Regions from separate parts of the Homo sapiens genome. Here region 2 is linked to region 1. Evidence: chromatin loops called from intact Hi-C (ENCODE). Cell type or tissue: MCF 10A. All regions are shown on one strand. Each heading gives the region's core, and the rest is flanking DNA. Links, peaks and the distances in the headings are about the cores only. Region 1 overlaps SPAG6 (sperm associated antigen 6). Region 2 overlaps DNAJC1 (DnaJ heat shock protein family (Hsp40) member C1).

Region 1 (15,602 bases), core at 3,209-11,208:
TTATACTAAATCTTGTATAAAATGTTCAATTTATGAATGTAAATGTATAGTACTATAGATGCCCAAGAACTATTAATAGTAAAAATGATTAATTTCCTAGGTTTCTATGATACAAGTATTTGTAAATAGTTTTTCAATACTAAATTATATTTTATTAAATAGTTTTTCAATATGAATTATACTTCCAGAAATTTTTGTTTTCCTAGGTGACCAGATCTGATTAAAACCCATGCTGAGAATGATCTCTAAGGCAGTTAGAATGCAGAAGTTGATTAGTAACAATAGACTGTGTAGTCTAACTTATGAAAAAAAAAATCTATTAGCTAGGATCCTTAAAGCAACATTAGCCACTTGATGTGATTAAAATGAAGTCTCTGTAATAAAATATTGTCAGTGGATTGAAGATTCTTGTTTGGAAAATGTCCCCTTTGCCATTACATTTATATCCCTTAAATGTTTTGCTACTTCTGTAGCACAGTTTTATGAATTCGTATTTTCCTCCTGGATAGCCTCTAACTTTATGCACAAAGCATTACTGGAGCATAATTATTCAGAGTGTATTTGAGATTTCACTCACAGGATTATTTCAGATAAATCCCCTATATTGAATCTTATGTGCCTGCTGTGTTGATCGTTTCACCAGCATTTAATAGTGTATTTTCTTTTTCAGGTATTATTCCCCTGGATATTCAGATACACTTCTGCAGAGGGTGGACAGCTATCAACCACTTAATAACTGAGCAAAGTTATATTGTGATACTCAAATTCACAGCAGAGTAGTTTTGAGTAACAGTAATTAAATCCTTCTAAATATTTGAACTAAGTATATTCTAGATTTATTTAATGGGAAATACCTTTAGATAATATTTTCTAAATTTATGTAATACTTTAAACATTCGTAGCTTGAATATGTGAGGAACTATTCATGGTCATTCGCATGCATAGGATTTGTTCTACAGGTAGATTTTAAAAACACGTTAAAGGGCCTTAAGGCATTTTGTTATTCTGTTAAAAACCACACACACTCGTACATGCAGACACCTCCAATGAGATATAGTTAAGAGATGGCATTCAAAAACCCTAAATTATTCTAGCCAATTTGTCATAGGCATAGGCAAGGAAAGCTGGCCTTGCTAACTATATAGTAGTATACACAAGAGAAATCTTTGAAGGAGGAAACTGATGACAGATATACAGGGCACTTGAAGGAGACTCTGATGCTAGTTATATAAGTGCATTAACTTAAGACACGGACTCTGTGGGTAACCTGTTAGGTTTTACTAAGAATTTAGGAAAAATTTACTCCTCTTTATCACAAGTTTTCCAAACCTCCTTCCCCACCCTATCTAAAGTGTTCCTTACCTTTCATGGGCCCAGCGAGGGTAGAATTCAGAATAGAGAGTTATACTCCTGCATACATGCTCTCCCTCTCATTGAAAGGTTTCTTAGTCTAGCTCTGCTCATGAATGAACAAAGAAGCAGGCATGTAAAATGGATCCTTGTCCTAACGTCACTTTCCCAAGTTTCAAAAGTCACATTTTCAGGTATTTAAGGAATAGTTTGAAGCTAATACCATCAGGCTCAGAGTTTACATGCATTTTTACTTAGGAAGTGGTAAACGGGTGAAAGAGGGTTTCAATAAAATTTTAAATAAAAACAGCATTAGAATTGTCCTTTTCATTTTTCCTATCCAGTGTGTTGCTGACCTTGGGGAATATGTGATTGGATTTATGGGTCTTGGTTAGTTGCTGTGTATGTGTCTTTTGCTTTAAAGGGATGTTACTTCTGCTGCTCTCTCCTGGAGGAGGTGAATGATAACCCACACAGCCCCTAGGCCACAGTGTTTCCAGTCTGACTCTGTTTTCAGGTTTCCTTCTTTGACTCTCTCTCTCTTTTTTTATTTTTTTCATGCAAAAGGAGCTACCCGTTTGTTTTTTGTATTTTCTGGATTCATCTCTGTCATCATTATTTCCTAACAGTGCATAACTTTGTTGTGTCTTTTAAAACTTCATAATACCCGAGATTACCTCATTTTGTTTTGCCTTATATCCGGCTAAGATTGTTGGTTATTTCATTTTTTTTTAATACTTCCTTGGGCCTGTTTTGTTTCCTTGCAGCAATTTCTTTGACCTGTTGAATAGGAAAATGTAATTTGTATTCCCAGTTTTGTAGCTTTCCTTTCTTTCTTTCATGCCTACACAGCTTGTCTTATGAATCTTTTAATTGGAGAAAATAAAAGTAGTTTTTATCTTTCTTCATTAGGGCTGTTTTTCTTAGATGTGTTGGTAATGACAGAAATTAGTTTATCTGGGTTAAAACCACCTCAGATATTGTTGGAATGTCAAATTTCCTAGTTGAAAATTTTCACTTCATAGATAATTTCATACTTATCAAACAGCACTAAACAAAGTAATAAAATACTTAATAGTGTTCAGATGGGTGTTATAATTTGATCATATGCATTGTGGAAAATTTATGCTATGAAATGTTTCTTGACATAAAACTCTTTAAACAAAATGAAGCTTTACTTTTTGAAAAGTATGTTGTGAGATTTAAAAAATATATATAAAAACAAAATCTTTTTCATTTGTCATAGGGCAAAAATAATGTCTGTTATTAATGATAATTCACTGATATTTTTCACCCCTCATTTGAATTTTGTCAATTCTAATTCCCTGTGCAAACCCCTGTCCCACTGCTCCCTACCCACCCCCAGCCCCAGGAGTTTATTTAAAATTCCCCTGTTCTTAGGAATTCTCAACTTACATGAACAACTATTTTTAGGACTTCAGTTCAGGAATAGAATTACTTGGACCTTATTATTATAGATTCAGTCCTTTCACCTGTTGTGGAAATAGGTGAAATCAGTGGTACCTGAAAAGAGATGTTGGAAACATAGGTTCTAGTCTCTCTCTGTTAAGTATTATAGTAAGGGTGATAATAGTTGCTCAGCTTACTCATAAGAAGCTTATGAAAATAACCTGCAATGGTGAAAATAACAATGTTATAAACAAATCCATTTTATACAAACTCGACATGTGATTAATGGAAAACCTAATAGTCAATGACAGATTACATATTTTAGCCAGCAATTGTGCAATATTCCCCAGGCCCCACACTCTTAGATAAGTGTAGTTCAAACCAGATGATTTATGATTAAAAAAACCCCTACATTTCCTGCCCTCATGGAGTTTTCTAATATAAACACATTTGCCGAGACAGAGGCAGTGGAATACGCACAAGACACTAAACACAAAGCAGGCATATTTAATGTAGTATGGAAAAACAAATGACAACCCCATATTTACAGGATATTGACCTGTTTTTCTAACCCCTTCCTCTCAAAGAAAACCCTTTTCCTTAAAGAAAGGATGAAAGGTTTGCTTGTTTCTAAACTTGATTTGAGGTCCTGCTTAACATAAACCCTGACCTTAAATTCCTGGGTGAGGCCCATCTCCCATCCCAGATGTCAAGTTTAGAAACCAACCTTGAAAGAATGAAGAATTTTTCTGTTGTGTTTTCAAATAGCCAATTCTTTGATTAAGATAGGTGCTACCAAATGTTGAGGTTTATGTACACTGTGGCTTATTCTGCCACAGAATTCACTGTTTAGAAAATGTTGATTTGTAGCTCTTCTGCTTCTTTCAGGTGATTAAAAGGATCAAGTGGCTGTCCTATAATTATTACATTTACCAGTTGTTTAAGAGACTTTTGACTTTTAAAATTAAATTTGTTCATGCACTTATTTTTCTAGTAACATAAATACTTACATTGTTTTGTTTTTACAAGGCCTTGGTAGGCCATAAAATTAGATGCATATTCAGTGATATTACTTTAGAGAATGGTGGGTTTTATTGTTTTTTAGGTATCAATAAGTTAATTTTTAAAAAAAAATTAGGCAGTATATGAATGGATAAAGAAAGAAGCAAAAATATGACTCCAGATCTCACAACCCAAAACAGAATTGTCATTAACAAGCTGAGATAGTTCCAAATAGCTCTCCAAACCTTTGTACGGCTAGAAAAATTCCGGAAAAATGTATTCATGCTACACATGTTATTTTAAAATTAAAAACAAAAGTTACTGCAGTTTGCTTGTTTCGTGGAAGATAGAGTTTTCACTTTGTTTTTAATTTTAGTGGGTTTAGGGAAAAATATTTCCTTGGGGATTAAGTTAGAGGTCAATACAAAATATTTATAAATGGGCTTCTGTTATTCATGATTGATACATTTTCTGAAGTAGATTTAAACTGAATGCTGGATAAAGAATATTATATCAATATATATCATTATTGCAAAGTGATTTGGTATGGATATTTATACATTAAATAAAGCCTCTAAATTTCCTCACGTATATAGAATTTGTGGTAATACACTCTCGCTAATTTTTTTGTTTTTTTTTGAGATGGAGTCTCGCTCTGTCACCCAGGCTGGAGTGTAGTGGTATGATCTCGGCTCACTGCAAGCTCCGCCTCCTGGGTTCACGCCATTCTCCTGCCTCAGCCTCCCTAGTAGCAGGGACTACAGGCGCATGCCATCACGCCCGGCTAATTTTTTTGTATTTTTAGTAGAGATGGGGTTTCACCGTGTTAGCCAGGATGGTCTGGATCTCCTGACCTCGTGATCCACCCGCGTCGGCCTCCCAAAGTGCTGGGATTACAGGCGTGAGCCACCGCGCCTGGCCCACTCTTGCTAAAATTTATGCATTACTGATAGTAAATGATTTACTCAAAGTATTTTTGGATATAAAGAAGTCCAACTCTATGAAAACTATTGTAACCTATATTGAGTGTTCTGTTTTTTTATTTCTGTCTGCATGTATAGTTTAAGTCATACAAACAATACAAGCGAGTAAAGTGCCAAAGGGAATGTCAACATTTTCCCATATTTTTCTTCACTAACTGAAGATGACCTTTTACTTAGATGAGTGAAATGTGTCCTGTTCTCAGTCCCCAGTGTCACCCAGCACTGTGATGAGCACACAGGAGAACCAGCAGCAGGTTGGACTGAGAGTAAGAGCCTCTAGGCTTCTGGTTGACCTTAGGTCACGCTAGCTCTGACCACAGCAAGTCTCCTCAAGTCTCTAGGCCTTAGTAGACCCGTATAAGAATGTCAAAACTACCACCCCAGTCAGTGGCCTTGGCAAGTTGCTAATAGCACCCACTACATCAGATTCTGAGGATTAAATGAGGATGAGCCAGCAGAAGGTGTGGCATGTAGTAAATGGTGCCACCGTTACTCTATATATCTTTGTATAATATAAAAGGTGCCCAGTCCTCAAGATAGTTTATTTCCATCTGGCAGAAATTATTGTAATAGTCTTATTTTGTTAGAGCAACACACTTTACTGCCATCTGCTGGAAAATTATCTTTATAAATATGGAAATCTGTGATGTCTAATATGTGAACTGTGCCCCCTGAGAAGTGCTGGTGCCCTTGTGAAGTACACAACCTGTGTGACCATGCACATAAGTGCTTGATAAATCATATTTGCTACTCTTCTTTTCACTTTTGTAATGGATTTCCAAAAGAGTTTCAGATAAACAATGATACTGGATGAAGAAATTTATTTTAAAAAATCAGAGTCAAAGTTAATATCAATAAAAAGAATCAGCATTTTGTTGCAACACCTGGAAACATTTTTGCCCACTACTTCCCTCACTTCCCCCTTCCCCCACAGAAAAGTGTGCTCTGCAATAAAACCTGCAATCTAAGTTAGCAGAGATGCTAATTAAGCCATTATTCTTGCATTTATAAACACTGTATGTGAGACCAAATTTGGGGCCACATTGTATGTATGCAAAACCAAAGCACATTTTGGAATAACCCATATGGCCTTTTCATCTTGACTTTAAAAATTGAATAAAAAATATTATATTAATAATGTATCATCACTGCAAGATGGCAGATCTCCGGAAAGCGACACTTCTGGGCTTCATTTTCTTCATCTCAGAACCTGGGTTGGGACATAACAGGTGTCCCTCTCTTCTAGCCAGACAGTCCTTAATGAAGGGATATCATAGTACCATTTTGAACACAAAAGGAAATATTTGGCTCATTTTCATAGCTAGCTGTACAGTCATGGAGAAGACTGACCAAAGTTGGATAAAGGAGAGTTTATTGATAACGGGAGCACTCTCCCAGGACACAGGATTTATCACTCTGGCAAGGGTGATAAGATGACTCTTGGAAGCTTGGAGAAAGCAGCAACAGCCCATGGCAAGTGAAGTGGAAATGCCATAATTGCCAGGGCCAACTGGAAGAGGTGTCAAGTGACTCAGAGAGGTGGGCATGCTGGAGTACATAGCCTATGTGGGGATGGAAAACCCACCAGCTGATGGTATGTCCCGGAGGACATACCATTTACCAAATTTGGGGCCACATTGTATGTATGCAAAACCAAAGCACATTTTGGATATAAAGAAGTCCAACTCTATGAAAACTATTGTAACCTATATTGAGTGTTCTGTTTTTTTATTTCTGTTTGCGTGTATAGTTTAAGTCATACAAACAATACAAGCGAGTAAAGTGCCAAAGGGAATGTCAACGTTTTCCCATATTTTTCTTCAGTAAGATGATAAGAAATGCATTGTTAAGAGGGTTATAGTCACTGAGAATCTTAGTGGAGGCACTCTTGTCTATGCCAGGGTTGACTGGAGGAGACACTACTACAGAACTGGGCTCCTTAACAGAAATAAGGCTGATAGGATCCTGAAATAACAGAGGCCAAGTAGTAAGACTTAACTGTCAGAAGCAAGGTGTGCACAGTTTTTGCAATGAGTGGCAAGATTGATGTGGCATCCAGGGGCCCATTCTACAGAGAGCTATGAAAATGCTTAATAGAATTTCCTAGAGGCAAGATAAATGAGCAGTCGACAAGTATCAATTTCTAAAATAAAAATATGAGGCTGAGGGCAGCTGTCATGGTAAAAAGTCAGTCACTAGCTCAGTTCCCAAACCTGAGTCAGATCTCAGATCTGGGACCCACTGGGTGAAGGAGAGGATGATCTTTATGACAACAGAACCTAAAGCACCTGAGCAAGTATATTTAGTAATTATTTCTCCAGCACTTCAGAATATTGTTCCAACCCTTTTACCAGATGATGGAGCTCTGTAGTAGGTCTCGACAGCAGTACAAGAAGCCCTGCTATATCCTTCAACAGACCCTATGGTATTACAGGAATCTGTGGTGGGAAAGAATGCTGGGGATAGTTGCTGGTGATCAATCTCAATAAGAGAATCACAGCATAGACCCCCTAGGATTCTGGAGAAGGGCCATATTATCTGTAGTAAACAACAATATACCATTCTAAAGTTCTTGGCTGGTTGTGGTGGCTCACACCTGTAATCCCAGCACTTTGGGAGGCCGAAGCAGGAGGATCGCTTGAGCCCAGGAGTTCAAGACCAGCTTTGGCAACTTAGAGAGAACTCATCTCTACAAAAAATACAAAAATATTGAGTGTAGTGATGTGTGTCTGTAGTCCTAGCTGCTTGGGAGGCTGAGGTGGGAGGATCACTTGGGCCCTGGAGGCCAAGGATGCAGTGAGCCATGATCACACCACTGCATTCCAGTCTGGACATCAGAGACAGACCTTATCTCAAAAAAATAAATAAATAAAGGAAATTCTTGCAGACCCCTGGGCCCTGATTGAAATGAAGCACCTGACCCTGAGACATCAAGTAACTATGGAACCTGAGATATTCATCATCAGCTGGCTCTGTCAGACCCACCAAGTTATAAAGTTGGATGGGCCTGGTGGCAATTTATCACAAAATGGAAGTGGCAGATACAGGATTGGGCATGAGCTGGGCCAGAGGACACAAGTAAGTTGTACCAGTTGGTGGCCCAGACCTGCATGTCATCCACTCCTGTTGCACTGGTGTTTATAACTATGGTGTTCACAACTATCTCAGCTCATAACCACGGCTGCAAGGAGGTGTCCCTTGTGACCAGCTGATGGAGGAAGAAAAGTGCTGACCTTCATTCATAGCTGGCTGGCTCAGCATAAGAGTGCAAGCCAAAAATGGATGCTGCTGCACTACAGCCCTACTTAGGGTGATCTTAAAAGAGGGTGGTGAGGGAGAAATCCTTCCAATAGGCAAAGTTCCACAGGATGCACTTGGTCATCCACTTTGTGTGAAAAGAAGAGTGGTTCAAGGTAAAGAACATATGCAGGCTCATGGACAGTGGTGAATGGGGTGGTAGTTTGGTCAGGGGCTTAGAAGCAGAAGGATTGGTATGGATATAAGGTGTGAAGAACTTTGTGTCATATATTAATGCACATCAAAGCAGCCACTACCAAAAGGCACCAAACAACATTCATGACTCAGCCATGCATGAAGCAGCCTCTCTCGTTGGCTACTGTAGTGCTGGCATAATGGGCACATGAATGGAGTGAGTAGCCACGGTAGCAGGGATGGTGGCTATGAATAGATCCAACAGCATGGACTTCCATTCACCAAATCTGATCCAGCTACTGCCACTGATGCTGCCAAATGTCTAACCTGTCAATAACAGAAACCCCAATGTAGTATCCCTCAAAGAGACCAACCAACCATTTGGAGGTAAGTTGACTTCAACTTCTTCCACCCTGGAAAGGGCAAGAATTCATCTTGATTGGGATTGTTGTATATTCTGGCATGAATTTGCCTTTCCTATCCATAGGACCTCAGCCAGTACCACTACCCAAGGACTTAAGAATGCTTGATCCACTGGTATTAGATTCCATATGATACTGCCTTGGGTCAGAGTCCACTGGTCCTATCACACATATTGCACCATTCCTGAGCTACTGGTATGATAGAATGGTGGACTGTCCTCTTAAAGATGCAACTGAGGCTCCAGCTTGGAGAACATACCCCCACAAGGTTGAGATACCACCCTAAATCAATGCCATTATATGGTGCTATGTCCCCAGTAGGTAGAATACATAGGTCCAGAAACTATAGGGAGAAGGGGGAAGTAGGCATGGCTCTGCTTACTGTCATTTCCTGTGGTACATTTGGGGAATTTGTGCTTCCTGTCCCCAAAACTTTAGATTCTGTGGGTCAAGTGTTCTTGGCTTTCACTGGGGTAATACTTCATCAGTGGACACAAAGTCCCATTGTACTTCACACTACAGCTGCCACTCAGTCACTTCAGTCTCCTTATGCCAAGAGACCAGTGGAAAAAGAGTCACTAAACTAGCAAGACCATTGACCCTGATCATCAGGAGGAGGTAGAACTTTGTCACAGAACACAGGGAAGAATGTTTGGCACACAGGTGATCTGATGGGATGTTTCCTGATGCTCTCATATCTAGTTTTAACAGTAAGCAGACAAGAACAGAAGCTAGGGCTGGGATAGACATGGGGACCAGGGACTCAGAATCTTGGAGTCAAGGGTCTGGGTCACCCCATCAGACAGTCTGCCTAGACCACATGGCTGCTGGCAGTGGCTGAGGCAATTCTAGAATGAGGACAGGGTAGAGAAAAGGGTGAAATGTCAGTTACCTCAGGCTTGAGATCTATTGCAGCTGCACTGACTATAGTTTGCTGATTAACCTTATAAGTTTCCCCAGTAATAAAGGCCAATGAGAATCCTGGAATTGTCGAGTACTGGGTGGATGAACTTACCCCAAGCGGCAAGTGGATCTGAGTAGCACAAAGGGTGGCCCATAATACTCTAGTGCTCCACCCATATCTCCTCTTTAGGACCAAGGGCCAACAAACCCATCCTCCAACTGCTGTGATTTTTGGTCACACGTTTTATATCCTTAACCACAAATATGAGCTGAATTAAATCCTCAACCCACAACCAGAATGAGTCTTAATAATTTGCTAAATCTTAAAATTGACACCATAATTTGAGCACCCCCACCCCAAATTTGAGAACACATAGGCAACTGGTTCAAACTGGAATCCAACCAAACCAGAACATCAAATTTTCTCAGATGTGAATCCAAACCAGAAGTTCAGACACTTCGCATATATAGCCCGGGTAGACTCTCTGTGGCCTTAGCAGTCCTTGCTAATTAGAAGCTCCTGTATTGCCTCTGGGAGCTTAGCTGCCAAGCATCTTCCCAATTGTGCTCCCAAATGAAGGTAAGGTAAATGGCTAGAATTTTTAAAAATTAACTTATGCTCAGTTATCTATTTGGTTCAGAGGTGAAAGAAAACATTAGTGGTTTTTCAAAAGGTAGTTCCACACCCAGCACCATCATACCCTCCAAGTTACATGGTAAAAATAAATGATGCCTGTCTGTGGTTAATTGTGAAGCCATCTCAGTTCTCATCTGATGTAGCCTAATGAAGGCTCTGAATACCAAGAGTGAAATCTTAACCTTAACAAATGACCTTGCCTCACAGTTCAGGCACAATTTTTAGGTTTCTCATCCAAGGCGGGGGGGGGGGGGATTTAAAAATCAGTATTCATATGAAAAATTATTCTTAGAAGGCCTTAAGATTGTTGCTCACACAAGAGATGCAGGTCTATGTTTATGCACCATGAGAACGGGAACCATGCTTGATTCATCTTTGTGTCCAGCACAACACTTAGCATAGTTGCCTAGTGCGCAGCAGGAGATCAAGAAATAATTATTGAATAAATGAATGAGGCTGCAAAGTTCCACGAGCCATCCTGGTTGCTGGCAACCCTTGAGGGGAATTTGGGCAAGACACTTTAAAAGTGTAGCTTGCCCAAGTAAGAAAAAGCTCTTTTCAAGATCTACTCTGTCAGGACCGCTGCCACTTTGTTTTCATTGGGCATGGGAATCTGGCTCTACCATCCTCCACACCTGCTCAACTCAGGTTAACGGTATCTGAGGTAGTTCTTCTTAGAACTTTAAAATGGTAGCAAAAAGACCAGTTTAGAAGGAATGAGCCACATTGTAGGATGATTTTCTGAGTTTATTTAACAGCTTGAGCTTGAATACATACTGTGCGTGTGTGTGTGTGTGTGTGTGTGTGTGTGTGTGAGTGCATGTGTATATGTGCCAATCAGATTCTCCCAGGAATTTTAGATTTGCGCAGAGAGACAGTGGTTGGGAGTTGGTAGCTAAATCATTAATGGCAGCGAACCCTTTGGAGGCACTTGTGATTTTCAGCCTCTGAGGTCCTGGGAACTGCCCTGGGCTACTTCTCCCTGAGGGAGGTTAAGTTGTTCAACTCTTCCTTGTAAGACGCTTCCCTCCAGTAAATTTACTCTTTTACCTATATTCTTTCCAACTGGTTTTTGTTATCTGCAAATGGAAGAAAGGCATTTTGGAGAAACCTGTGGATCTGAGCTGGGCTCTGGAAGAATGGTGGGGTGGAGGAAGGAGAGCCGAGTGGAGAGGTCAGGGGAAGGCTCTTAAGGCAATCAATCACCTTTCTGCCCTGAGTCAGCTATGGACAAGAGGCTGCCAAGCAGAGAGTTGACTCAGCAGAGGACTGCAAGGGGCCACCCTGAGTGAGGCTGGTTTTTAAATACTCATTTCAAAAGCAATTGAACGCTCTCTTTCCCCTCTCCTGTGCTTAGGTATGTCTTCTACAGTTCTTGTTCCAATCACTTGAAGTCCTTTGTGTCTCCTGCCTCTGCTTCTTCCAAGGCACCTACTAATGTCCAATGAGGCCACAGGGTCTTCTCTTTGATCCCAGGATATTTCTGTGAATTATTAGCCTTTTTATTGAACCTAAGGAAGGAATTCAAATGGTGATTTAATTCGTGCCTTTCTCCCCTCCTGCCCCTTCCCAAGTATCCCATTGTGGGAATTTTGGAGACAAACCCTGCCTCTGATTCAAGCCATGTATGTAAATGAATTTATTGGATGCCACTGAGAAGGCTACATTAGGAAAGGGAAGAGAGTTGTGAATTTAAGAAAAACTACAACAAATCTATGTGGGAGGAGGGAAGGAAAAAAGGAGGAATTTGGACCATTTATTTGCAGCATGTCTTACTGACAGTTAAATACAGTGGTTTGTTCTGTTTTCTGCCACTCGAGGGTTATTTAATTAAATTCATGACCTAGGATGCTAACCAGCCCCACATCTAAAATAATTGCTTCTCTGTTGGTGAGATGTAAAGCCGGGATTGATTTTCCCCTGGCCGATAGCTCTCCTTTCTGACTCATGAATGTCATCTCCACTCCCTGCCCCATGTAATTTGATCTCTGTATTTGATCCCTATTTAGTAGTACACTTGCCAAACAGATGTCTGAGTAATTAAAATCCCACATGGGCACACTCGTCAGTGAGTTACATCTATTTAATAGTCAGCTTAGAAACTTTTCACCCTTTGGCTTTTCTCCCATCCTGGTGTCGTATGTCAGTAGCCTTTAGCAGGATTTAACTATTAGAGTTCAAACCTGCTGTTTGTTTTCCTGCATTCATAGACACTCTCTTTTTGTTTTTTGACTGCATTTTCTTCACAAGTCCCTGATCTCTTTCTCCTTCAACTCACCTGGATTTTCTCTATGGTTTTACGCCAGCATTCAAATTCTCATTGGATGAGTCATCCTATATTTCATTCATGCCAACACTGGCAATTAAAAAAAAAAACAGAACAATGTTGTTATAACCATGGATTAAGAGTGCCTTTTTTTTTTCCCCTGGAGGCATAGCCAAAATATTTCAGTCTGAACAATCCTCCAATTTTTTTTAAAACTATTTGAGATCACATACTGAAAACCTGTTTGGTTGCTACAGGTCTCACTGAAGGATTTTGATGGGACAGAATTATAGAAGGAAAGAATACGTATTTGAAGAAGGCAAGGAAGGTCAAGAAGGGCTGATTATAGGAAATGTGTTCACTTTTGAGAGAGGATTTAGATGGACACTTATTTAAAAAATGTTGAATTGAATACGAATACCACACAGACAAGGTTCTTATGATAAATCCTATGCTACCAAGTAACATTTCATCCAACTTGGGAATGCTGTCATTTACGGTAGATAAAAGAATTTCCCTTATAGTTGATGATGCATATTGATTTTAAATTCCAAAGAACTAAACATTGTGAACTAAGTATAGAATATATATGCATCTGTTCTGATACCCGTCAAACTGGACTTAAACAAAATCCGATAAATGAGGAGGTCATAAGTCATAGCAAAAGGATTCTTTATTTTCCTACTTTTAAACAGATGGAGTGCTAGTGGGTTTAGCATGAATCATTTTATAAAAGTAAGTTTCTCAGAACATGCATGTTTCTTGTGAAGTTCCTTTGTACTCACAGTATTTCAGAATAAAAAAAAATGTGATCGAAAAAACAAGCAACAAGTTCAGAGGTTAACGGATGTTGTTTTAGTTCTATGTGAACAAATTCTAAAAGTATTTGTACAAACTTTATTACCATGATGGTATTTAAAAGCTAGGTGAAAATCCTATTGCTCAGTGGGAACTTCATCTTAGTGGTTTGTACACAACTTCCGGTCTTGTTATCTAAACTAACAAAGGTCATGTAAATAAACAGACATAAATTAACAGCATGAGTCTTAAACAGTGACATGGACTAGGAGTTAGTATTTCAGGAAGGTAGATAGCTTCCAAATAATGGAAATGCTATGGGTGTGATTTTTCTCAATGTTTATTATCTAGTATTATTAAACCCCTTGCTGGCTCATGAACTGGTATGATTTTCATTCTTGCTGTGCTCAGGATAACCTTCCCCTGCCTGTTCCCCAGCTCCCTTCCCTTCAATGCAGCTTGTGTTTAATCTATTTAAAGTTCAGGGCACTTTTTTTTTCTGTGATTCAAGCTTTTTAAGCCTTGTTTTCCCTCCAGTCATTCCTTACCACGTGTCTATCCATGCCCTGCTCTCTGTCTCTTTCAGATATTTTTTTTAAAAGGTGATTAATTCCAATAACACATTTCTAGCTTCCCGTTGTCTTAGTGTAAATTGGGGAGAATATTTCCTGACCTCATCACAAAGAAGTTGTGAAGGTCAAATGAGCTCTTGTGTATGAAAGGGCTTTGTACATAGCTACTGGCTTCACATAGCCAAGGAGCTTCTGCTCCAGCCCCAGCTACCTGCCTGGCTCAAATACAGCTTATACAACTTGCTAGCTGTGTGAACTTCAGCAAGCTATGTAACTTTTCTGTGGAACTTCAGTTCCATAAAGTGGAAAATGGGGATCATAAATGTACTTAAATCCTGGGGTTGTTTGGTGATGGTTACGTGAGAGGATTCATGCATATTATGAGGTCAGAACATGATTAGGACAGTTTCAGTTTTAAGCCCCCAGTAAGTGCTAGTACAAGTGCAGGGATCAGACGGTGTTTCCCCCTTGAAGTCGGTGTAACCCCCTCACAGGCTCATCTCTCTCTAGCTCGAGGCGAAAGCTAGGTTGTAACCCTTGGGCGTGGTCTGTCACAACTAAGGATGAGGGCGGGTGTAGGGATCCTGGCTGAGCACATGTCTTTTGAGGATTGCCAGGTACTTTTAACAGCTGTTTCTCTTTCTCTAAATAGTGTTCACTGGGCTTGGATTCTCCTTTAATGACTTTATTTCGAATGACTTGTTTATGTCAACTTTTTTCAGTTTGCCGCCTACTTATGCTTAAAGCCACAAAAATACCTCCTTCCTAATCTGGAAAATGGGAATAGTAAGAGTATCTACCCCTGGGGTTGTAATGAGATCAACTGAACTTCTTCCAAAGGATATAAGGAGTATAATATTCTAGGAAGCTTTTGAAAAATAAACTGGAGAAGAAAGCATTTCCAGATGTTACCTTGAACACAGGAAATGAGGTGAGAAGAAACAAAACAAAACATACAATAAAAACCTAACATTCTAAAAATTCAGTAAGTTAGTGATTCTTCCAAATGAGCTCTCCTCTCAAAGTGGTTCTCTGAATTTAAGCTCAATGATGCTGTTGTTGCCCAAAAGGTTTTGGGATTTCTTCTTTCAAAAGGGTTGTTAAGGACCTGTATGTAAATACTAACTCTTCCACTTTATGATAGTCATGACAAATATCTTTCTACTTCACAACTTCTAATTTGATATTGTTATAATTTTTGGTATACAGATGCTTTAAATGATTATTGCAGATAAATCTATGAGTTCTTCCATTGTTTTGTGGTTAGTTCTTTCCCATCCCAAAATCACTTAGCTATCCATTTAGATTTTTTTTTTAACTTCTTTTATAGTTCAGTTTTCACATTTATCTTTTTATCTGGAAAGTATTTCAGTAGACTGCATGAAATGAACATGTAATCTGATTTTTTTTTCCCAAATGGTTGGCCAGTTTTCCTAGTGCCAGTTATTGAATAATCCATGTCTTCTCCATTAGTGATGCTTCATTTATTGGAATATTGAGTTTTCTTTCAGGGCTATCTGTTCTGAAATATTTGTCAATCTTTCCTCAGTAGTTCAATATTATTGTAATTATTATGGCTTTATAATATGTATTAACATCTGGTAGAGTAAATCTCATGTTATTATTCTTTCTTTTCAAAGTATTCTGGCTACTCTGTTTTTTCCTCCAGATGGAAATACATTTTTTCAACTTCTAAAAATGTCCCGTTGGAATTTTAGTTACAATTGCAAATTAAGGGATAGATATCTTTGTCTAGGAGCATAATATATTTCTCAATCTATTCAAATACTTTTGCTTTCATTTTTTTCTCTTTTTCTTTGTATAAAT
Region 2 (15,602 bases), core at 3,275-11,274, 430 kb before region 1:
CAACATGAATGAAACCTGAAGACATTATGAAGACAAGTGAAATAAGCCAGACACAAAAGGGCAAATATTATATGACTCCATTTATATCTAGTGCTTATAACAGGCAAATTCAAGAGTAAGCAAGTAGATTAGAGGGGCTGGATGCAGTGGCTCACACCTGTAATACCAGCACTTTGGGAAGCCAAGGCAGGCAGATCACTTGAGGCCAGGAGTTCGAGACCAGCCTGTCAAACGAAGACCTGTCTCCACTAAAAATACAAAAATTAGCCGGGTGTGGTGGCACTCGCCTGTAAATCCCAGCTACTGGGGAGGCTGAGGCACAAGAATGACTTGAACCTGGGAGGCAGAGGCTGCAGTGAGCAGAGATTGCACCACTACATTCCAGCCGGGGCAACAGAGCGAGATTCTGTCTCAAAAAAAAAAAAAAAAAAGGAAAGTAGATGAGAGGTTACCAGGAGCTGGTGGGGAGGAAAGAACGGTAAGTTGTTTAATCGGTGCAGAGTTTCTGTTTGGGATGACGGAAAAGTATTAGAAATGAATAATGAAGATGGTTGCACAATGTTGTGAATGTACTTAGTGTCACTGGTTTTTATACTTTAAAGCAGTTAAAATGGTAAATTTTACATTATGTATATTTTACTACAATAAAAAACAAAAAAGCAGTTTACATACTGTACTCACAACTCACATAAGGAGTCAAAAGAAATTTTAGGTGCAGTTAACAGTATGAGCAGTTACTGAGGCCAATAAAAAAGATATATGAAGATTAAAAACCTGAAATTCTATAGACAAAAATATCAAAAGTGGTTTTCTTCTAATGTTTTTAAATTTACTTTTTCTTTGCTTTTACATAAAAAATTTTAATAGAAAAATTACTTAAAGAACAACCCCTCATACAGGTAGGTAAGAACGGTATATCAGAAACTGGCTGCTTATAAACAGAGACCCCAAATAACAGCTTAAAAAATGATAGAAGTCTATTTTTCTCTTACATACAAGAAGAATAGAAGTAAAGCAGTTCCAGGGGCAGTTATGGTCACAAGGACCCAGGCCACTACTATGTCTCTCCTCTTAGCTTCTGAAGGTCACTTCAAGTTGCAAGATATCTGGTACAGTAGCTACATACATCTCATCCAATCCCAGTGAACAGAAAAGAAGGAATAAACAAGGGTAAAATGGTGTGTCACCCTTTAAGAGCTTTACCAGAAGCCCAACCCATGTCTTCTGCTCATCTGCCACCACTACCTGTAAAGAAGGCAGAAAAATGTACTTTTTAAACCCCAATATCCAATAACATAGGAGTTCTACTAAAAGGAGAATGGATAGGTGATTAGTCTGCCATATATATTTAAAATCATTTTTTCTTCTGAAATTTCAGCTTTCAGCATTATTATTTGGGAACTTTTCTAGAAAGTATAAAATCTAATCAAAAGACATAAACATATTAACAAGTCTTTAAGACACTGTACACTAAAGAAATTACATTTTAATGAATATCAAAACTAAAAACATAGTGAGACCAAGTTCTGACAGCATAGATGCAACAGTAGAAATAACCTTGTGTACTCAGTTTACACACAGTTGTGTCTGTGTGTGCATGTGTATGTATGAAGAGGCCAAAGAGTGAAAATGTTTAAATGCTCAGATATATCATAATTCACAATTTAAGTTCTTTTACAGACTAATCTATCAAATAAGACTCAATTTAGAAAATTCTGAAAATTTCCCATAAAATAACGTCTTATTTTTCCAACAGCTTGGTTGAGGTACATTTACATAACATAAAATCCACCCATTATAAGAGTATAATTCATTTTAATAAATTTATAGAGTTGTGCAACCATCACCAAAATCCCACCTTAGAATATTTCTATCATCCTACAGAGATCTCTCCCATCCGTGTGCAATCAATCCCCATCCCCAGACAAACCACTACCCTGCTTTTTTTTTTTTTTTTTTTGAAATGGAGTCTCACTCTGTTGCCCAGGCTGGAGTGCAGGGGCACGATCTTGGCTCACTGCAACCTCTGCCTCCCAGGTTCAAACGATTCTCCTGCCTCAGCCTCCCGAGTAACTGGGATCACAGGCATGCACCACAGCACTCAGCTAATTTCGTATTTTTAGCAGAGGTGGGGTTTCACCATGTTGGCCAGGCTGATCCCGAACTCCTGACATCAAGTGATCCACCCACCTCAGCCTCCCAAAGTGCTGGGATTACAGGCGTGTGCCACCGTGCCCAGCCACCTGCTTTCCATCTCTATATATTATTTGCCTTTTCTGGACAGTTCAAATAACCGAAATCATACATGTAGTTGTTTTGAGTCTGAATCCTTTCACTTAACATAATGTTCTTGGAATTCATCCATGTTGTGGTTTATCCCAGAAGTTCTTTCTTTTTCTACCAAATATTAAATAGCATTGCACTGAATGGATACACCACATTTTGTTCATCCATTCAAGGGTGGCTAGGCATTTGGAATTGTTTCCAATTTTTGGCTAACATTATGAATAATGCTGCAATGAACACTCATGTACAAGTCTTTGTGTGGACAAATATTTTCACTTCTCTTCTGTGGATACCTAGGAGGAACTGAGATGAATGTTAAGTTTAACTTTTTTATTAAAAAAAAAACTGCCACGGCCGGGCACGGTGGCTCACGCCTGTAATCCCAGCACTCTGGGAAGCCGAGGCGGGCAGATCACCAGGTCAGGAGATGGAGACCATCCTAGCTAACAGGGTGAAACGCTGTCTCTACTAAAAATACAAAAAATTAGCCGGGTGTGGTGGCGGGTGCCTGTAGTCCCAGCTACTCGGGAGGCTGAGGCAGGAGAATGGCGTGAACCCGGGAGGCGGAGCTTGCAGTGAGCCACTGCACTCCAGCCTGGGTGACAAAGCGAGACTCCATCTCAAAAAAACAACTGCCACACTGTTTTCCAAAGTAGTTGCATTTTACCTTGCCACCATCGATGCATAAGTATTCCAGGTTTTCCACATCCTCACCAGTGCTTTTTACTGTCCTTCATGTTAATTACAGCTATGCTAGTGGGCATAATATGTTATCTCCTTATGGATTTAATTTGCATTTCTTTAATAACTACTACTATTGAGTACCTTTTCATGTGCTTATTAGCATTTGTATATCTTCTTGGGTAAGGTGTCTATTCAGATAGGTTTTTGGATTCTCTTTATTAGGTTGAGGAAATTACCTTCTATTCCTAGTTTGTTGAGAGTTTTCATCATTAATGAATGTTTGAGTCTTTCAAAAGTTTTATTCTCTATCTGGGATGATCATATTTTTCGTTCTTTATTCTATAAATATGTAATATTATATTAATCAATTTTTAGGTACTAAACCAACCTTGCATTCCTGGGATAAATTCCACTTGATCATGGTGTTTAATCCATTTTATATGTTGCTAGATTCAGCTTGCTAACACTTTGGCTGGGAAATTTTTTGTTTTTTTTGTTTTTTTTCTTGAGACAGAATCTTGCTCTTGTCACCCAGGCTGGAGTGCAATGGCGCGATCTCAGCTCACTGCAAACTCCGCCTCCCAGGTTCAAGCGATTCTCCTGCCTCAGCCTCCCGAGTAGTTGGGCTTATAGACAGCTGCCACCACACCCAACAATTTTTTGTATTTTTAGTAGAGACGGGGTTTCACCATGTTGGCCAGGCTGGTCTCAAACTCCTGACCTCAAGTGATCCACCCTCCTTGGCCACCCAAAGTGCTGGGATTAGGTGTGAGCCACCACGCCCAGCCCAATGTATAGTTTTTAACAATACATATCAATTCGGAAGCCAAATTTCTGATAGTTAAAGTGAAATAAATGAAATATAGTCTTATCCAAACAATAAAATTATGTTTAATGGGAAAACATTTTATACTCCCTCAGCTTTTCAAATTTTAAGTGAGTTAAAATCAAATACAATATAAAATTTAATGTTCTTAGTCTAGCCACATTTCAAGTGCTCTATAGCCACATGTGGCTATAGTGCTGGACAGTACAGCTCTAAACCTTTAAGCACTATGAGGATTTAAAGAGTAAATACAATAATATAGTTGGTTGTTCATTAGTATCTACAATATTTGAATTAAAGAGAGACAGTATATACAAAAGCTTTCAGAAGTGTAATACAAAGATTAGAGGCACTAAACTGTGGTCTCATCCTCAAGGTTAGCTTTCTTGGTCAGGATAACATGGTGTTTACCAGAATGTAGAATTATACCCACAGCTTACTGTAAGTATATTTGCAAGCACTTTTATTGATCATAGACAACAAATCTACTTCATTTAACCCAGGCTGTTTGAAAAAAAATTACCTCATTTAATTTCCCATTTATAACCTTCAATAGATTATAGGTTAAAGCCTTCAAAATATCCATATGATTTATCTCATAAACATGAAAACATTTGTTAATTTATCCAATGTGTTTTAATTGTACAACACTCTTCTTTCCAAAGTAATATAATCTACACGGATATATGTTAGTAATATTAGCAGAACTCTAAGTGAAATATTTGCCCCTAAATAGAATTCCACCAGTCCCACAATTCAAACTCTTCTCATTAGCCCATGTTTCTGACTTGCCCTTGTGCACATATAATCCTGCAAAATTACAATAAAATCTGAATACAACTTGATATTTGGCTTTTTTTCACTAACATTGTATGTATTTTCCATGTTGCTATGTAGTTTTCACATATATTACTACTGATTTCACAGCACACCAAGAATGTGTCATAATTTACTCAAATACACTCCTTATTATTAGAATTTATTTCTCATTCTTTACTATTTTACAGTAATACTGTAAAAAGAACTAATGAATTAACAAACATGAAAAGCAGGCTTTATTATCAAAATTTCTTAACATAATCTAAGTAGCTGTGCATATTCTATTGTGTCACAAAAACACAGAGGACTGGTACAGAGTATTGTTATCCATGTTAGAAAGGCATCAGCTGCCTATAAGTAAAAATGTCTTTTTAAAAGATCATTACACTACTGTTCTTTTCCATGTTGTTACCCTCAAAAGACCTCTTAGATTAACAACTCAATATTAAAGGCATATAATAATAATTAAAAAATCGATGTGCTCCTCAAATTATACAAAAACTGACTAAATCCTACGATTCCAAAATGAAAGGGCCCTTTATCTTCTCTTATAAATTTGAATTACATATTTCTTTCCTTAAAAATATATCATTTAAAGTATGTTCCAAATGTGTACTCTATAAACTGCTTAAAGCTTCAATTAAGGATCACGCTTAATTCTATGAAGCTAATATCCAATGAATTCTAAAATTTTAGTATTGTCCATTAAGTTGATTATTAAAACAGTCTTTAGTGAGGGTTAGCCTCATTGTCCTATGTTTTCTTTTGTGAATCTCTGAAGACTGATTATAAGAAAACAAATGTTATTTACCCCAGAAAGTCTTCTTCAGAGGTTTGTGAGTGAAATATATTTATAAAGGGTCAACATGAAATTATCTGCATATAATTTAACTTTAGGAGGATTAATTTTCTCTAGCCCATGTTTTTCTGACACGCACCTAAGATTCAATATCTCTTTTCCCACCTGGCAAATTTTTCTAAATAGTTTCACGACAGTTCAGGACTCTCCTCTGGGTATCTCCAATAACAGGGACATATATGTCATTCTGAGATAATGGACTTATTTATCACTATATTCAAAACCTCGTGGGATTTGATTATTTTAGAAATGCTACTTGACTGTTTTACCCCCAGACTTGAATAAAGTCTGGGAACAGTTGCTAGAAAGGAACAGGGATGGAATGGTAGACTGTCTCTTTCAATGCCTAATAGCCTCTTAAATTACTGTGAATAAACAACCTGACCATAGTTCTGGATGATAAGTGGCAAAAGGTTCTCAGATAATAAGAAAATGAACATTAAAAAATAATATTATAAAATAAATGTAGCTTTTAAAAATGTTCCAACATGAAAACTGCACTCTAAGTATTTGAGGGACTTCCTCCGAAACCCCATTCCAAACATATACCAATGTTAAAATTTAAAGAGAGAAAATTATAAACATATAGCCATGATCAAAAACTTGTTAAGCATCTCTGTAGACAAAAACAAAAGAAAACCTGTAGCCATAAACAGAGGTTAAGCTATAAGCCTCCTGGGCTCCATGACTACAAGTAGGCAGACGAAACCAGAAGTCTGACTCCCATAGAGTGATGAGGACTGAAAGTACTCTACCAAGGCCTGGGATCACAGCCAGGCTTGCTGCTTGAAATCAGGGGATGCAGTGGCAATCCACCGCCTGTGGGGAAAAAAAAATGCGAAAGTGAGAAGGACACTGCCTGAGGCTACAACTTACAAAACATTATGTATCTGAGATGTTAAGAGGCAATGGTTTTAGCCCCACAGTCCAGACCAGGCCAAGGGACCTGCAGGCTTGGTATCTGGATCTGCAATGGCCCCAATGTAACCTCAGGAGGGAGCCCTAAGCCACCTATATAAGACCTAGTTCTTGCCTAGGTGTCTCAGAGAAAAGAGTAAAAACATCTATAAAGCCACTAGGGAGAGGTGAAGAGAGAGGAGAGAGAAACTCACACTCAAGATGGGCCTGAAAATTAAAATTCCACTCGCAGAAACATAATATTTCAATTATCAAAGAGAAATTATTTACTTCACAGTTTAACCACCTATGTGCAATTCTTAACAATGCCAAAGTCTAAAACATTTTTATAACACAATGACAGGTTTGAAGCAGATACACAAACTGCACAACTATACACGGGGTGCTGCTTCAAGAGTCTATAGCAATTTCTGGCTACATTTTTAATTAAGTTTATTCTGTGGCCTCTATTATCAAAGATGGCATACAAGAAATCATCTTATTTTTCAATCTTCCATAAATTTCCTATTGCTGACTTTGATAAACCCTGGGAATTGTATATAGTAACCACAAATCATGCCTAATACAGTGCCAAGACAACTGTAACTATGGTGGCTTGCATCTTCTTTAGGGTGGCCTTGGTACATATCTAAAGACAATGAAAACAAGTAGCCCCCTCAGTTTGGATGTATTTTTTTTAAAAAAAGGCCTTACTGTGTGGAGAAAATCAACAAATAATTATTTCCCTTGTGCATTTTATTTTAAGGCACAAAGAAAAATTATTTAGAAGAAGTATATGTTCAGGGGTACTCCAGAAGACAGTGAGCATGTTGAAAGTAGATAAGAATTATGATTTGGGCTTTAAGAATAAAATTTCCACTGAGTAGTATTATACAAAAACTTAACAGGTTGTTTCATAATCCCTATGGTTAGACACCATCAAACAGGCTAGAAGACCATCTGCTGGGAGTGCTACAGAAGAGACTCCTATATAAGGAAAGAGAAACTCGTGAGGTCTCCACCAACTTCAGGACTCTATTGTCAGTTTTAAAATTTTTGTTTTGTTGTTGTTTTTCCCTCAGCATAGAATGTTTAAGATCTTGGACACCAGTACAATTTCCTGGATGTACCAAGTCCATTTGAAATAACAGGAGCTAAGTATGTGTAAGAACTGTCAACAGTAAAATCTACTTCTTTTTCTCAGCTATTTATGAAATTACAAAAGGTAAAGGCAAAAAGATCGTTAATTAATCATTCAGTTCAAAGTAAAGGTGTACTCATTAGGAGTTATGAAAAGGTAGCAGAGGCAGCTAGTAAAAAAGGGTGATGTTAGAATCCCTGATTGGTATTATAAAGAGCCAACAGATTGGCACACAAATAGAAATGCACCTAGCAATCTCTATTCTAAATCATTTAATTAAAGATACTATAATAATCAAAATAGATGACAGGAAAGAATATAGTGAATATTTCATAGCTAGCAATATATAAGATGTATGAGTTTCAGAATAGGGAGAATGGGCACCCTGAAAGCTAAAACTACAAAATAGGAACTCCAGTGATTTCCTGGTCAAAATATCACTAACGACCTAATATACTGTTAATAAATAACACTTAAAGAATTATAAAATATAATAGATGAGCTAGCAAAAGTAAATGACCAACTTTAATTAAAGTGATTACCTGAAACCACCCTTAGCAGACAAGCCTATGCATGGAAGTTCAGACAACCAATGTTCCTAGAACAGCATGAACTTTATACCAATAGCCTTTACAGAACAAAGCATGGTCAAAATGTATACTATAGATAAGTAACTAGGAATATGATAGCTAGCACAATTGGAACAACCTAAAAACAAAACAACAAAAGCTACACTGGGTTTAAAAAAATACGAAAACTACAAACTATGTCCCTAACAAAATGGAAACAATAGTCAGTGAAAAACAATAATCAGTGATTTTATCCAAAAACATTTAGCTATATCTACACAATACAGAAATGTTAATTCCCTAAGGCTATCCAATGTATGCTATCCAATAAGCATTAGGCATATTTAAGCACTTAAAATGTGCCAGTACAAATGAGAAACCAAAATTTTAATTAATTTATATTTAAATTGAAAAACTGATATTCTACTGAGTTACTGGAAAGTTTTGCTTATAACGATTTGGGTACGTGAATGTACCTGTTAGCTATATGCCTTATGAAATCTCAATACAGATCAAGTATTTTCAATCAAAATTTGGCTTCCAAATTAAGGTGTGCTAGAAGTATAAATGTAAAACATACACGGATTTTGCTGACTTAGTACAAAAAATTAAAATGTGAAATACTTCATTAATAATTTTTGGCTGGACATGGTGGCTCACGCCTGTAATCCCAGCACTCTGGGAGGCCAAGGTTGGCGGATCGCCTGACATCAGGAGTTCGAGACCAGCCTGACCAATATGGTGAAACCCCGTCTCTACTAAAAATGCAAAAATTAGCTGGGTGTGGTGGCATGTGCCCGTAGTCCCAGTTACTTGGGAGGCTGAGACAGGAGAATTGCTTGAATCCGGGAGGCGGAGGTTGCAGTGATCTGAGATCGTGCCATCGCACACCAGCCTGGGCGACAGAACGAGACTCTGTCTCAAAAAATAATAGTAATTTTTGAAAATGTGACTCCATGTTGGAATAATATTTTAGTATATTGGGTTAAATAAAATACATTATCAAAATTAATTTCAGGCTGGGCATGGTGGTGCACTCCTGTAATCCTAGCTACTAGGGAGGCTGAGGCAGGAGAATCGCTTGAACCCAGGAGAACGAGGTTGCAGTGAGCAGAGATTGTGCCACTGCACTCCAGCCTGAGCAACAGAGCAAGACTCCATTTCAAAAAAAAAAAAATTAAGTTCATCTGTTTTTTACATTCTTAAATGTGACTTTTAGAAAATTTAACATCACCTCTGTGTTTTGTATCACATATCTATTGCACAGTGCTGCTCTAAGGGATCAATGGCTTGAAAAAGTGTGTCAGCTGTCAAAAATCTGAAATATCTGTCAGTCATGATTTATATGTAAAATATTATCTTATCCCTTAGTGTCACAAAATATTTCTTTAGGCTACCCAGAATTTGAATATTTATACATTTCAAAGTCATCTGTATCCTCTTCATACAGTGGATCGTTACAGATCATTAAAGTATTACTCTGGAGTTATTGTAAACTTTGGTAACATTTAATGGCCATTCTGACATCCAGGCTAAGTAATCAAGTAAAGAATGCTAATTAATCAAAGACTTATTGATTTCGTCTCTATCTAAATTCCCTCGGCCATACTTTAACAATACTTTTGTTTCTACGAGAGCTAAACAAGGATCTTTAGTATAGGAAACATTTTGATAAGAATCATTTTATAAAACAATTTTATGTTTACATATATACTTTTATATTTACCATATATATATACTTTACAAGCTGAACATTTTATACTCATAAATTTATATACTCAGCCTATACACTCATAAATTTATAAATATATTTACTATACACACATAAGTATATAAATGCATACGCACACACACCTGCACCCTCTCGCTCATAAATTTTCCCCTGGAAGAAAAGCATCAGAACTGCATGCCTTAGCAGTGCTTTCCCAACCTCTTTCATACCATGGCACGTTACAGAAAATTGTATTTGTAAGACACACTGGAGGAAACTGTTAAGGCTGCTCAAGGCAGGGCATCACTATCTCAGCATGCTTGCAGCACACCAATTGGGAAGCTCGGTCTTAAAAGGCCCTGCAAAATACTGCAAGAACTCTCTGACTCGTATTTTGTTTTCGTCTGTCTCATATTTTATTCTTACTTATGCCTACAGTTGTGAAAATACAACCCCTCAACATTTTTAATAGCAATATCCAAAGAAGGCCACAAGATGGAGATATTACTCCATTTTCATTTATATTTGTATTTATGCATTTTTTCTGTATACGTTTCTATGTGTATCCTGCTTTCTTCCTCAGTGGTATTCTCAGCTACTACCTCTATCTCTAACATTATTCTAATTCCTCTGCCACTCGGTTTTAACTTGCTTTATTATAGAAATATATAATGAATACTATCATGATCTTTGTTTTTAATATTAAAAGCAGGCAGATAATTGAAATATTTTCTTCTAGCTCTATATTTTCCCACTTCTCTAAAATTAAGATCACTTTTTTTTTACCCATTTTTATCCTGCGGGCAAACTTTTTTTAAAAAAATTGCTACCCACGAAGTAATAAGTAGTCCAAGAGTCATTTGCTCTAATACTTTCTACTACCTTGTAAAGCTACAGATTTATTACTTTGTGTCAATATCACTCAAAACTTCTCTGGGACTTTTCTTTGAGAACAGTCCTCAAGGCAGTCTATCAGCATTACATGAAATGTATATTCAGATCTTTTTATCAATACAAAGTATTTATCCGAGCTTGCTAACCTAATTTAGTCACCAAATTTAGCTCCAAATGACTGTTAGCTATAGCCAAAAATCAAACCCAACTTTAAGATTTACTACTAATGAGGCTAATGTGAAGAATATGCAGCAAGCTTTGAAGGCAATTCAAAACAAGAAGCTTCAGTGATGTTTTAAGAGACAGCAGCATGTTGAAAAACTGTGAAGCTTTCCACAATAAACACTTGCAAAATCAATCTAATTTACTTTAAGTTAAATCTTATATACTTCCAAACGTGTGATATAAAAAGTCACTCATTGATTGTGTAAAACTACTATAGAACTGCACAACATGGCTGTCATTTGAACTTTATCAAATGTCTAAACTAAAATGCTTTAAACATAAGAAGTTGGCCAGGCGCGGTGGCTCACACCTGTAATCCCAGCACTTTGGGAGGCCGAGACAGGTGGATCACGAGGTCAGGAGATCAAGACCATTCTGGCTAACACGGTGAAACCCCGTCTCCACTAAAAATACAAAAAAAAATTAGACAGGCATGGTGGCGGGCGCCTGTAGTCCCAGCTACTGGGGAGGCTGAGGCAGGAGAATGGCATGAATCCGGGAGGCAGAGCTTGCAGTAAGCCGAGATCGCGCCACTGCACTCCAGCCTGGGTGACAAAGCGAGACTCTGTCTCAAAACAAACAAACAAAAAAACACACAAGAAGTCTATTTCCTACTACATATAAAAGATCCATAAAGAAATATTGTATGATATAATTAAAACACAATTTCCAGACTTCCTACTTTATATATATTTATATTATATATACTTATATATTAATATATTATATATATTTATACATGTTAACTTCCGCAAATCAAACTTAATCACCAACTATCAATACAAAGCACCACTTTAAGTCAGAAAAGAACCTAAATAGTAATCTTATCTGTTAACGAAAAGTGTGGTAATTGAAAATAACTGCCAATAAGATTTGCAATTAAAAAAAATTTTCTAAAAGTCAGAGGTTTCTTTTTAAAGTATAAATTCAGTTGGTCATGGAATAGATTCCTTAACCTGACCTGTTTTAATGGTATAAATAAAGTCCTTAAGTATTGACTAGAAATAAGAAGTTTCTACCTTCCTCATGTGTACGGACCCTAAGATTTCTTCATGGTCTATTCATACTTTCCCAGTAAATGGCAACAATGATCTTTTTCTTTCTGGTCATAACTCATTTTGACTACTGCTCACTATACAGGCCACAGTTGAGTTTCATGTAACAGTTTAAAATTCTATTTCCTTCTATAACCAGGAGTTGTATGTATTCCAGAATGTGTTTAACCAAGGAAATTACGTCATTTTAGAATTCTAGTATTTGCTCTTAGTGGCATCTTAACGTTGCTCTTCTCCATTTTAACACTGCTGCATATACTATGGCATGTCCTTTAATTCTTGATCTTAGATTATTAGCTTTAATATTAAGCAACTCAAATATATTAGTTAACTGTGTAGCTGCACAGAGCTTAATGCCTACTGCCTCAGTAGCAATAAAACAGGCATCCATCTGATAATGAAGTATACTGTTTTATACACATATTCTAACAAAAATGTAGAACGTGGCATGCCCTTGCTTTTGCAATATGCCTGGTTACATGTGAGATTTCAGTTGCTGGATGATGTAATCAGAAACACTTATCAAATATGGTGAATGAATCCTCACCTTGCTTAATTTAGTATTACATAAGATGGGAAATGAAACATAAATTCTAGATTAAATTTCTAATTAGGTCCTTATGACACGCTTAGACAAAAAATTTCAGTAAATATAAGTAATACTCAAATATCAACTATTCAGTTCTTAAAATGAAATACTATGCTGTTATTTAAAACATGTAATCATATTTTTACATTCATTAGTATAGGGCCCATCTTTTACAATTAAGTGTTTTGATGAAAATAAAGATTTTTGAAAATATGACTGTGACTTCATTATAAAATGATCTAGGGTCCTGCTTCATCCAATCAGAAATCTCTCTTTCCACTGCAATTCCTTTCCTTTATTTTTGTATAACTCTGTAAGAAAGGCTTTGGAATTGTTTTCAACTAGGTGGAATTAACTGGTATCATTACTGTCTAAACAGACCCAATAATGCCCACAGTGGAAAACAGTTCTGAAAGTCACATAGTACCATTTATGGAATAAGCAGTTCACTGAGAGAGAGCATAACAAAGCTGAGAAAAGGTTTATTACAGACACTAGGCATTTTATCAAACAACTTTTATTGGCATTACTTACAACTGCCATATAAATTCTCCTCTCAGCAATCAAGTCAAATAACCTCAACCTCTGTTTTATTCTCAACATTGAACAAAATATGATTGTGAAATTAACCACATTAAACCAATCACTAGGTAAACTGGTAACCCATATAACGTTTTAGAATATATTTCTAGGAATAATTGTAATAGCAGAAGCCATTCCACTTTCCCAGTTCAACTTAGGCTATTGTCTATGAATAACAAAAGATACAATATTCTAAGAGTGTTCTCATAATTAGTGTAAAGAAAAAACTGAGAATAGCATAAAAGGAAAAAGGAAACTTAAAACTAAAAGAAAGTCTCTGTTCCATCAGCTCTAGATTATATGTGGCAAAATTTTCACAATAGACTTGCTTTATCCCATAAAATTGGCTCAGGCATCTTCCACTAAACTATACATATCACAAAAAGAGTGTGTACATAAGAAAACTAATTTTATGATAATTCTATCTGATGCAAAGATGTATACAATTAAACAAGTACTTATTCAGCTCTAACGCTATGCATGCCTACATCAGAAATATAAATGACTGAAAGGTTATCTACCATTCTAGATTCTGTGTATCTCTTTCTCCAAATTAAAAAAAATTGGATTCTACAATAAAAATGGGGAAGCTATTATTACACAACACACATGTACAAAGGAATAGACTCCACAGAGAAAGACTGAACTACACTCAACACCACAAGCTCAGTGGATTCCACTGCAAGAATCACTGGACAAAATTGATAATCACAGTACAAATTCACCATCATTCATGAATGAAATCATCATCTTCATTTCTAAAAAGGACTGTGATGGGCTTTAGGGAGGCCCCATTAACTGGTTTTTCCCATCCAAAAAACTGAGTGGACACAGGAGTCGGGCAGACAAGAGATGAACCTTTATAACTGATACAGCTATTGAAGAATACAGGTTAAATGTGATGGCCAAATGGGCTTGCTAGCAATTTGTGCCCTCTCCTCTACATTCTAGACTTTGAGACAGTATGCTCAAGGGTAAGTCTGGTTAGGATAATTGCCTTACTGGTCTGGGCAGAGAGGTGCAAAGAGACTGATTCCCACTACTCATAGCTTTCTGACTGATCAGCTCTTCCTAATCAAGCAAAACAGAGCAAAGGCAATCACCCTCCAGTAAGGTAACTCACACCGCCATGGTAAGATGTTAGAGATGGGTCTAGTGATCAGTGGTGTTTTTTTAGGGAAGTTCCTCCCAACCATGGGGCACGGATGAATGGGCAATAATTGTCCCTCCTCTAAACAGGCTAGCTAATCTGTACATTTGAAAATACAGGCCGAATGAGCTTAAAAGGTTTATTAATTCCTATCTAAAAATTAAAATCCAAATATTTTATAAGCACATCCCTGTTCTTCTGCTTTTCTTCTGTTAACCAAGTTTCAGCATTCATTTGAATATAAGGATTTAGTTATAAAACACGAGAGAAAGAGAATGAAGCACATTTTCTAGCTACATAAATAGAAGTCTGTAATGACTGACTGGCACCATGAAGACAAATCTTGACTTCAGCATAAAGTAAATACTACAAAATTTAAGATAATTTAGCTTGTCATTATTTCAATTCACAGATTTTTTTAAATGAATATGAAGTGTTTACTGTTGGCTAGAATTACTGTATACAAAGGATAAGGAAAGTCATGGTCCCAAAAGACAATTAAAAGAAATATAGAGGCTGGGCGCAGTGGTTCACGCCTGTAATCCCAACACTTTGGGAGGCCGAGGTGGGTGGATCACCTGAGGTCAGGAGTGCAAGATCGGCCTGACCAACATGGCGAAACCCCATCTCTACTAAAAATACAAAATTAGCCAGGCATGGTGGCAGGTGCCTGTAATCCCAGCTACTCGGGAGGCTGAGGCAGGAGAATCGCGTGAACCCAGGAGGCAGAGGTTGCAATGAGCCAAGATCGCGCCACTGCACTCCAGCCTGGGCGACAGAGCAAGACTCCATCTCAAAAAAAAAAAAAAAAAAAAGAAATACAGAATTGCCACTGACCCCACAAGAAGTACAGGTGTCTGAGAAGCAGGTGCTGTTACACAAAATATAAATACTGTGCAGGAACCTATAATTTAAGATGGTAACGAAAGATCTTTCAATAGCACATCTTTTTTCCTACACTCCTCTCTCATCTTCCCCCCATCTCCTCTGAAAAGATGCAATATCCAAATTGGAGTGCCCTATTATTAAAGTCATTCTAAACATGGTATGAATGACTAATAAATCATCTGTATATACCCCCCAACAAAGACTTCTGCAACCCCTTTCTAGACTTCTAGAATGGACGTGAAATCTAAGGATACATGGAAGAAGATTCTTCTGCTGCCTGAAGGCTGTGAAAGATTACATAGAAGTAAAATCTGTTGAGTAAAAACTGTCAAGCAACTACTTGTTTGGGGAATTACAGTTTGCATTTAGTTACAATGTTTATAATGTTTGATTCAATAAATATTTAGGTGTTTACTATGTGCCTTAC

Evidence for each region. Peaks named below come from ENCODE experiments on the same cell type or tissue, not always from the same donor. Only the 100,000 strongest peaks of a DNase experiment are listed, where the experiment ranks them.
Region 2: it touches region 1 in a loop (7-fold over the local background); 18 of 110 quality-filtered maps call a loop at or near these places.

What each region holds. Positions count from the first base shown.
Region 1 is chr10:22,415,949-22,431,550 of GRCh38, forward strand. It overlaps SPAG6 (sperm associated antigen 6), which reads left to right. Exons shown (of 11, transcript NM_012443.4): 11 at 671-1,662. The coding sequence ends at 740. Among named protein-coding and RNA genes, the nearest start is that of LINC03027, 14 kb to the right of the region's middle. In MCF 10A, for the core only: no CTCF peak of the experiment used is centred there; no DNase peak of the experiment used is centred there.
Region 2 is chr10:21,983,308-21,998,909 of GRCh38, forward strand. All of the region lies in intron 1 of DNAJC1 (DnaJ heat shock protein family (Hsp40) member C1), which reads right to left. Among named protein-coding and RNA genes, the nearest start is that of DNAJC1, 13 kb to the right of the region's middle. RefSeq lists an enhancer at 6,238-6,387. In MCF 10A, for the core only: CTCF peaks have their summits at 6,476, 10,242 (motif pointing right) and 10,462; a DNase peak (open chromatin) is centred at 6,454.